Linked DNA regions of Homo sapiens: region 1 is linked to region 2. The links are chromatin contacts, found by Hi-C or POLR2A ChIA-PET in ENCODE. All regions are on one chromosome and are shown on one strand. Each heading gives the region's core, a stretch centred on a gene start or an enhancer-like site at or near the end of the contact. The rest is flanking DNA. Distances are from core to core; before and after follow the strand shown.

Region 1 (3,864 bases), core at 1,022-3,521, 140 kb after region 2:
GGCATGTGCCACCACACCCTGGCTTTTTTTTTTCTTTTGGTAGAGATGCAGTTCTGCCACATTGCTCAGGCTGATCTCCAACTCCTGGACTCAAAGGATCTGCCTGCCTCGGCCTTCCAAAATGCTAACATTACAGGCTTGAGCCACTGTGCCCAGCCTATTGTGTTTAATTTTAATGAGTCCTGTGTTCTATAAATACAAACTAAAATATTCATGGATAAAAATATATAAGATTTGCTTCAAAATCGTAAATGGAAGAATGGGTGGGGGTATGAATAAAACAGAAGTGGTCATGTATCGATGATTGCCATGAGAGAGTGACGGGTACATGGGGCTCAACACTTGATTTTCTCTGCTTTTGTGTATATTTGAACTGTTCCCAGATAAAAAGAGTTTTTCTTAAGAGACTACAGTAAAGTGAGAAAACACATCATACAGTAGCAGGAATGCAGTAATAACTTTAAAAAAAATGGCTGCTGGTAGCCAGGTGTAGCAGTAGTTGTAGTATCGTGATAGTTTTTATTAGCTTCAGTTAAATGGTCAGGAAGAAAGGCTGATAGGCAAGGGAATGGATTAACGGATATGTGAGGAGAATCATCCCTTTTCAAGTTCTTCTAACAAAGATCTCACTTTTCTTATGTTTAAGGGAGCATCAACCCCCACAGGTACAGAGGTCTGCAGAACTCTAACATATAACATTCACAGAACTCGGCCACAAACCAGACCCCAAAACATGCTAGAATTCTCTCTCCATTGTTGAATGTTAGCAGCCATTTTGCTTTCATTTAGAGCTTCAATTAAACAGTATCAAATACGTCAGGTATTTTCTTTTATTTCTGCAAATGTATCTTTACAATCAAATGCCTCATTTTTAGCCATTCACCCTTGAAAAACTGAAAGTGATTTCAAATAGTGATGTGTGGCCAGCTTTAACTTGGACAGTCATTAGTGTTAGAGGAGTGGGGATTTGGAAATACTGCCTTAAGAAAAGTTTCCCCCTTAACTTATTTTTTACCCTTCCCACCTCTGTCTCCATGGAAATGAGGTCAGAGGCCACGGAGAGCTCCCAGGGAGCCAGCAGCTGGGAATGAGAATTCTCACTTAGAGATTTCAGCTGAAAGCTATAAACTCCTTTACAAAGACCAGCTGAGTCTTTTGGCCACCATAGTCTCCTTTTTACACTAATAAATAGGTGGCTTTTTTTTTCTTTTGTCTTTCTCTTTTGGCACATACATGGAGGAAGAAGAGGTGCCACTGAGTAATAACCATTTTTGCATTTATACTTGAACTTCTGTGCAATAAATCAAGATGGAGATATTCCTTAAGAATTTATTTTCAACTTAATATGTTTAAATGATAGTGTACATATGGAATTAAGCAATTATCACTTGCTTGATCTCTGTCCTTTCAAGTTTATGATAACACCAGATATTTGAAGACAAATATATGTGGTTATTCATTACATGCTATCAGTTATAAATGATTCTAATAGAATGTCACCATGACATAATTCAAAATCACTTAATTAAAAGAAAGAACCAATCTCAAGATATGAGCAGTTGGTGCCATTAAACAAAATGTTTTATGAATTAACGTATACTTTACTATTAGTACCTGTTTTTGTTGAACTGTTAACACAAGTCCATATTTTTTTGCACTTTATTCAGTTTATTTACTCATAAATCATTTGAAAATATCTGAGAAGGGTGACTACTCAAATATGCCAAACACTTTGTTATTTTTATAAGTTATATATTATTATTTAGTAGCCGAATATTTATTAAAACAATATGAAATGTAAATTTAGTTTAAAAAAAAAAAAAGCCCTAACAAGTTCTTTTTAAATTTGGAGCTATAGGAGTCTGTGTTTCAAACTTTTTTTTCCTTCATGCCACACTTTGTTTTATGGTTCAAGGTTTGTAGACTCAATAAGATTCAGCATTATTTCCAAGAACTTTTACGAAATTTCATCATTACTCTTACATAAAACACTGAGTTATTACTTTTAATCATCAATCACACAACTGCTCTGAATTTTCCAGAACTTAGCTTCAGCAAGCATCAGAACCACAGCACCTCTCTCAGACACTTTCACATTCTTTCTCTCTCTCTTTTTTCAGCGTTGTGGTCAGCAGTCTAATGATGCTGGGCTTTTATTCTTTACTGTTTCCTTTGTCTTTGGGCCCTTTCGCAGGTCGCTGCTGAGCTCTCTCTCTCTCTGTCCTGGGTTGAGCCCTTATTCCATTTTCCCCTGCTCTCAGAAGTGAAACAGAACATCGTGTTCCGAAGCTGCCCAGCACACATGCTTCACGATGCTGCCAAGTTTGCAGCTGACCAATTGGCCTACTTTAGAGGACTCGCATTTACAAAATTTACAAGTCTTTATTTCCACCAGCCCATCACCTCCTCCCCACCCCGCCGAAAAAGAGTATGTCAAACACACTGATAAATCAAGAGTTTTTTGGTGTTGCAACAAAATGGGCAGTCATTTCTTTGCCCTTTGCTGGCTCTCAGCCTTGCTCTTCCCTCCTGAATAGATGGAAAATATGGGTTGGTGTACGGTACAAAGACATTCAAAAGTGATTGCCTCTGTATTAATAACTAATTTCAAAAGAAACATACAAACGAAATGATATGCTCTTCTATTTTTTTCGGAGATCGGTATTTCTAAAGTAATTCCTTTCCAAAAACTGATCCAGGCAAACCTGTCTTCTTCCAAATTAGGAAGACAGAGTTAATGCTTTGCTTTTTCAATGAGATTGGGTCAGGCAAGTCATGGATTTAGATATTTTGAACACTCCTTATTGGCATTTGAATCTTCTAAGCTTCTATAATAGATTCAAGATCAAATAGGAGAGGGTAAGGATTTAATGGAGCAAAGAAAAGTTGTAGGAATTGGTTTCTTGTGATTTTAGTGATTCCTGCCCCACTCTTCAAGAAAAGGAACTCGGTCAAGGGTAGATCCAGGTTATTGCAAAGCTTATAAAATATGGAGCCCTCTTTATGAAAAAGAATATGAAATTAAGCCCAAGAGTAAATATCTACTTAGAATAAGAGAAGAAACCATAACAAATGACAAACTTTAAAAAGCATCCAGAAAAATAGCATCATTACCATTAGTATTAAGAATTATTGTTATTATCATAACTTCACTGTTTGATCCACCTATGTAACATTTCTTTTCCCTACTTTTTTTACTTTATCCTCTTTGATCGTTCCTCAAATAACCAAAACTTTATAATACTATTTTGTGTAAAGAGAATAGAAAGATAATTTTGTTTTTTTTTTTCTGGCATGGCAGATAGAAATATGTTTTTTGTTATTAATGGCTTAGAAAATAATCTTTCAGCTTGAGAATTATTGGTCATGCCACAGCTGAAACAATCTCTTGCTCCAGAGGTGCTTCGTGCTCTAAGAAAATTCCTCAGAGACTCCAGACCTTTGATCTTGCTGGGCAGGGCTCCAGCTGACCCTTTGGCCATTGTCTCAGCAACTGATCCAGCATCCCATTTGGTGTCCTGGGTGGAAAGGGCAGGGCTCGAGATGCTGGTGGTGGGGCCTTTGTCTGGAGAACCCTGAGCAGAGAGTGGTGGAGCATCTCATTCCAAACCTTCTCCTTGGTGCCAGAGTTGGATTTCAGATACCTGGGGAGGCTCCACATGTTGCAGGGCATCACTGGAGGTCAGCAAAAATTGAGAGTACGTTCAACCTACCAGCCTTCCACACAGACCGAGAATGTAGAGATTGACCCTCTGGCTGGCGTGGCTCTCCATGCATCCAGCTATACCTTAAATCCCTGCGAAGGACACACAGAACCTTGGAAGGGCCTGTGAAAGTAAGCGGCTGTGAAACTAAAAGCTCATT
Region 2 (3,947 bases), core at 164-2,663:
TAGTCTGAATTTTCCATCTTGGCATTGTAATTGTCTTCTGTTATTCTCAAGCTATTTGTAAAGTTTTATCATACATTAAAAATTGGTAGGTAGTAACCATGCTTTCTGAGAAAAGGAGAAGAGTATTTGTTCATACCAAGAGTGCCTCAGGGTGGGGAGAAGCCAGAGGGCATTACAGAAATCAAAAAGTGTGAAGAGAAATGCCTGAAAGAGAAGTCTAATGTGAGAGATGACAAAAGCCAGATCAGAGGACTGAGGGTGCATTTTCTAGCAAGCACAAGATTACTAAGAAAGGGGAAACTCAGGAAGATGAGAACCTGTGGAATGGAGCATCGGGTTACATTTGTTGAGCATTTAAAAGAAACCCCAAAGGCAAGAGAATTTGGGAACTTTATGAGCACATATGTAACACTCTGGACACATAGTAGACACTCAATACATGTTCATTACCTTCCCTTCTTCCTTCTTCTTTATTTACATGATAAAATCATAAGAAAAAAATCAAAGATGTGAGAAAATATTCACCCGTCAAGGTAACGTGGAGCTACCAGAGTTAATTTGGATACAAGGCAATGTCAATTCACAATGTTTATAGAAATTTTCAAGGATTCTTGCTTCCTAACTTTCATTTTGCTGCCCCATGCAAATCCTTTTTTTCTTTTTGATACGTAAGAGTCAGTGTCCAAACATCCTTTTCTTTGTCCCTGTTCAGGCTTCAAGTGAATTCTCACTGGTCAATCACTTCAACATCTCAGCTCAGTTCCGGTTCCTGGTTGTAAATGTCCTCCCTCCACATAATTAAGCATTATATTTGATGACTTGCCTGGTCTTATCTCTAAGACCAATCTTGCTTTTTAAATACAGGATAGCCTGACCATATGACCTGTATCCAAAGAATACTTCAGTAAACACAACCATACAGCTAATGTGCCAATAACACTATTATCGGGGTGGTGGTTCCGATAGAGTGTAGTGAAAATTATATTTTCTTTCCCGGTGCTTCCCTTGGCTCTTTATCCTTCATTTAAATGTTTCTCAGTGAAGCAGCACAAAATTTGGTTTCTCTCCTTTCCAGTATTTCTTTTTCTGCTCCCTTTGGTTGTGAGTTACCATTTACAGGTAAGACTGGAGATGGAGTTTGGCTATAGTTGCATAATTTCATCTGTTTAGCCTCATCACGAAGCATGCTGGAAAGATCTTAAACGTGGTGCACATTTTGCAGGCTAGTAAATACCTTGTGGTACTTTAATTTACTTTATAGCTTTTTTCCAAGCCTGGTGCTTGTCTGCAAGGGAAGAGTCAGCTCTTCCTCTAAGTGACGGAAATAAGCCATTCTCAAGTAGAAGGAATGCATATTTAAATTTATGATAGCTGAACTTGGCTGCAACAGCCACATTCTTGTTCTGCTTGGAGCTTGGCAGGCCACCTAATACTTGTGCTTGGTCTGTAGACGAAGGAACTCTTTATTTTTCTTTGTTGGGATCTTACAAAGCTCAAAAATATATTTTCATTTGAGACTTTGATAGACCATACAAAGATGATGTGAACAGTCAAGTTTTGCCCAGCCTGACAAACCAGTGAAAAGAATGTATTTACAGTTTGTTTATGTTTCACTGCCATAAGACCGTCAAACATTTTCTTTATACAGAGGCTGATTTACAGTCAAACTCTAACAGCAAATTATTTTATTCTAGACTATCTGTTCAATTGGTTCAGTATAGAAGTCTGGTTTTAACAGAAATAATGTTTTTAAAAGCATATAGGCCCACAGTATAAGTGGTCTAGTTTAAAATCCAGAGATATTGCATTTATTTGGCTCAAGTCCACATCCTAAATCCTGGGGCAGAGTAGTGAATTAAACCAATCTTTCCTTCCATCTACCTCCACATATTCAAACACACTCACAAGAATGTTATCACAACATATCAGGAGGAAATTTTATTATAAGAAACACATGAGTCATCAGTATTCTGCAACCTGTCAAGATAGACTGTTTTTTAGACTTTAACTCATTTAATAAGTAGTCATTTAAACATCTATTATGTACCAGATTCTGGAGATACATGTAGTAGCAAGCCAAAAGACAAATTTTGTATAATCCTGGAGCATTCTACAGGGAGGGCAGGGAGTGGGTGTGAAGCAGGAAGGCAATAATCAGATGACTATGTAATATAAAGTTAGCTAGCGGTTACAGCTTGGAAGAAAAGTTAGTTTCCACAAGAATCAAATGGGCACTTGTTTAAAATGCAGATACGTGAGTCCACCCACACTGAACTGGAGTATTCATTCTAACACCTCACACTGTAACCTGGAAAGTGTCTCCAATGCTACTTCCAGTTTGGTGGAAGTCTGGTTCATCTAGACAGCCCTGGCAAGGGAAAGTAAAGCACCGTCCATTGCAGCCTGCCCTCCACATGGTCATCTATGCTTAGTGGGTAATGATTAGTCCGAACTGATGATCAACCAGTAGACTTTCTACCAGCCCCAGGCAGCTGCAGCTCTGTCTGAGACAGCAAATGCCTCTGGAAGTTAACTATGCCCTGTGCCCACTCATAAGGTTGCTATAGGCAGGGGTCACTTTAAAGAGAAGAAAGCAGAAGATGTTAGAGAGAAGCATTTATTATAGGAGGTGGGGAGGTGGGAAAGGTCAGTTAGATTCTCCTCCTAATAACACATGACCCAGATGTCCCAGATATCAGATCTATCCCAATCAAATGACAAGGTTTCTTGAAAGGGAAAGTAAATAGCCTGATCCATTATGTGAGCCTCAAATGGTATATGAATGTGCGAGCAAGACAGAAAGAGAGAGAGAGTAAAAACTACAGAGCCTCTTTAAGAGGGAGCAGCTTGTATCCTTAGAAGGACCACTGAGGTCAACAACAGGAAGAGTGAGAAGCTTAAACTTTTTATTTTTTGAGACAGGGTCTTGCTTTGTTGCCCAGGCTCAAGTATAGTAGCACCATCATGGCTCACTGCAGACTTGACCTCCTAAGCTATCCTCCCACCTCAGCCCCCCAGGTAGCTGGGACTGCAGGCGTGCACTACCACGCCCAGCTAATTTTTGAATTTTTTATAGTGATTAGGTCTTGCTGTTGCCCAGGCTGGTCTCAAAATCCTGAGCTCAAGCAATCCTCCCACCTTGGCCTCCCAAAGTGCTAGGATTACAGGCATGAGCCACCACACTCACCAGTACCTTCATGCATGCTCTTATAACTTACATGTGAACAAATGAAAACGGTATCTGTAATTTCTTAGATAAGTCAATTCTGGAGGGAACTTTAAACAACATCCACCCCATATACAAGCAAGGAAAACAAGGACTAGAGGGGTGAATGATGTCTCCAAGGGTTCAAGACAAGTTGAAGCAAAAGCCCGTGGAGCATGTGGCCTCCTAGTACTAACTAGTCCATTTCAGATGTTAAAGGTAAATGTTATAGTTTACCCTATATAGCCCTTTTTAAAAAAATCTAAGTTTTTATCAGAAATAACTGAATTCAGATGAACTGTACTAACAGTTTATTAAATGGATACCTCAAAAGAGCCTTAACTAAGGTTAACTCAAATGTACCTAGTGAGTTGAGTGAGGATTCTCCTGACATAGGATGAAGATCTGGGTCAATTCACCTGTGTCCATCTGTCATTTGCTGAGAAAGACCTATGGGGGAAAAGGGTGAAGGGTTAACTTCGGAATGTCTAACCCTGCATTAGAACAGTTGGAAGGACCATGAAGCATGGGGGAGATGCACAGATTTCCCCTCTGAAAACAACTCCAATGCTACAGAGCCAGGGGAAGGAGGCAGCAGTATATCTGACGCTCTGAATTGGGTACAGCCATTCAGAAGTACAGAGACCTTCCTGAGGTAAGGTCACCTGGAGAGCCAGAGGCTCATTTATGGCAACTTTGATTAAAGGAAAAAAAATTTGCTGAGAGATTCTCAGTGTAGAAA

The links. A loop is a pair of places that touch in the nucleus more often than their neighbours do. ChIA-PET counts read pairs that join two places held with the same protein, here RNA polymerase II (POLR2A). Pooled maps may share reads with other maps.
Region 1: a map of sigmoid colon shows a loop between it and region 2 (5-fold over the local background). The contact joins two enhancer-like sites. A Hi-C loop is called at or near these places in 3 of 168 maps with a recorded cell type or tissue (dorsolateral prefrontal cortex, esophagus muscularis mucosa and sigmoid colon) and 4 of 50 pooled maps. POLR2A ChIA-PET finds 5 or more read pairs at or near these places in 3 of 52 experiments (A673, GM12878 and activated T-cell).

Annotation. Positions count from the first base shown.
Region 1 is chr5:68,169,025-68,172,888 of GRCh38, forward strand. No RefSeq gene overlaps it. Among named protein-coding and RNA genes, the nearest start is that of LINC02219, 19 kb to the right of the region's middle. Within about 2 kb of position 2,272, at least 17 of the 41 ENCODE cell types and tissues checked have a DNase peak (open chromatin) inside an H3K27ac peak, as active enhancers do.
Region 2 is chr5:68,026,404-68,030,350 of GRCh38, forward strand. No RefSeq gene overlaps it. Among named protein-coding and RNA genes, the nearest start is that of LINC02219, 160 kb to the right of the region's middle. Within about 2 kb of position 1,414, at least 6 of the 41 ENCODE cell types and tissues checked have a DNase peak (open chromatin) inside an H3K27ac peak, as active enhancers do.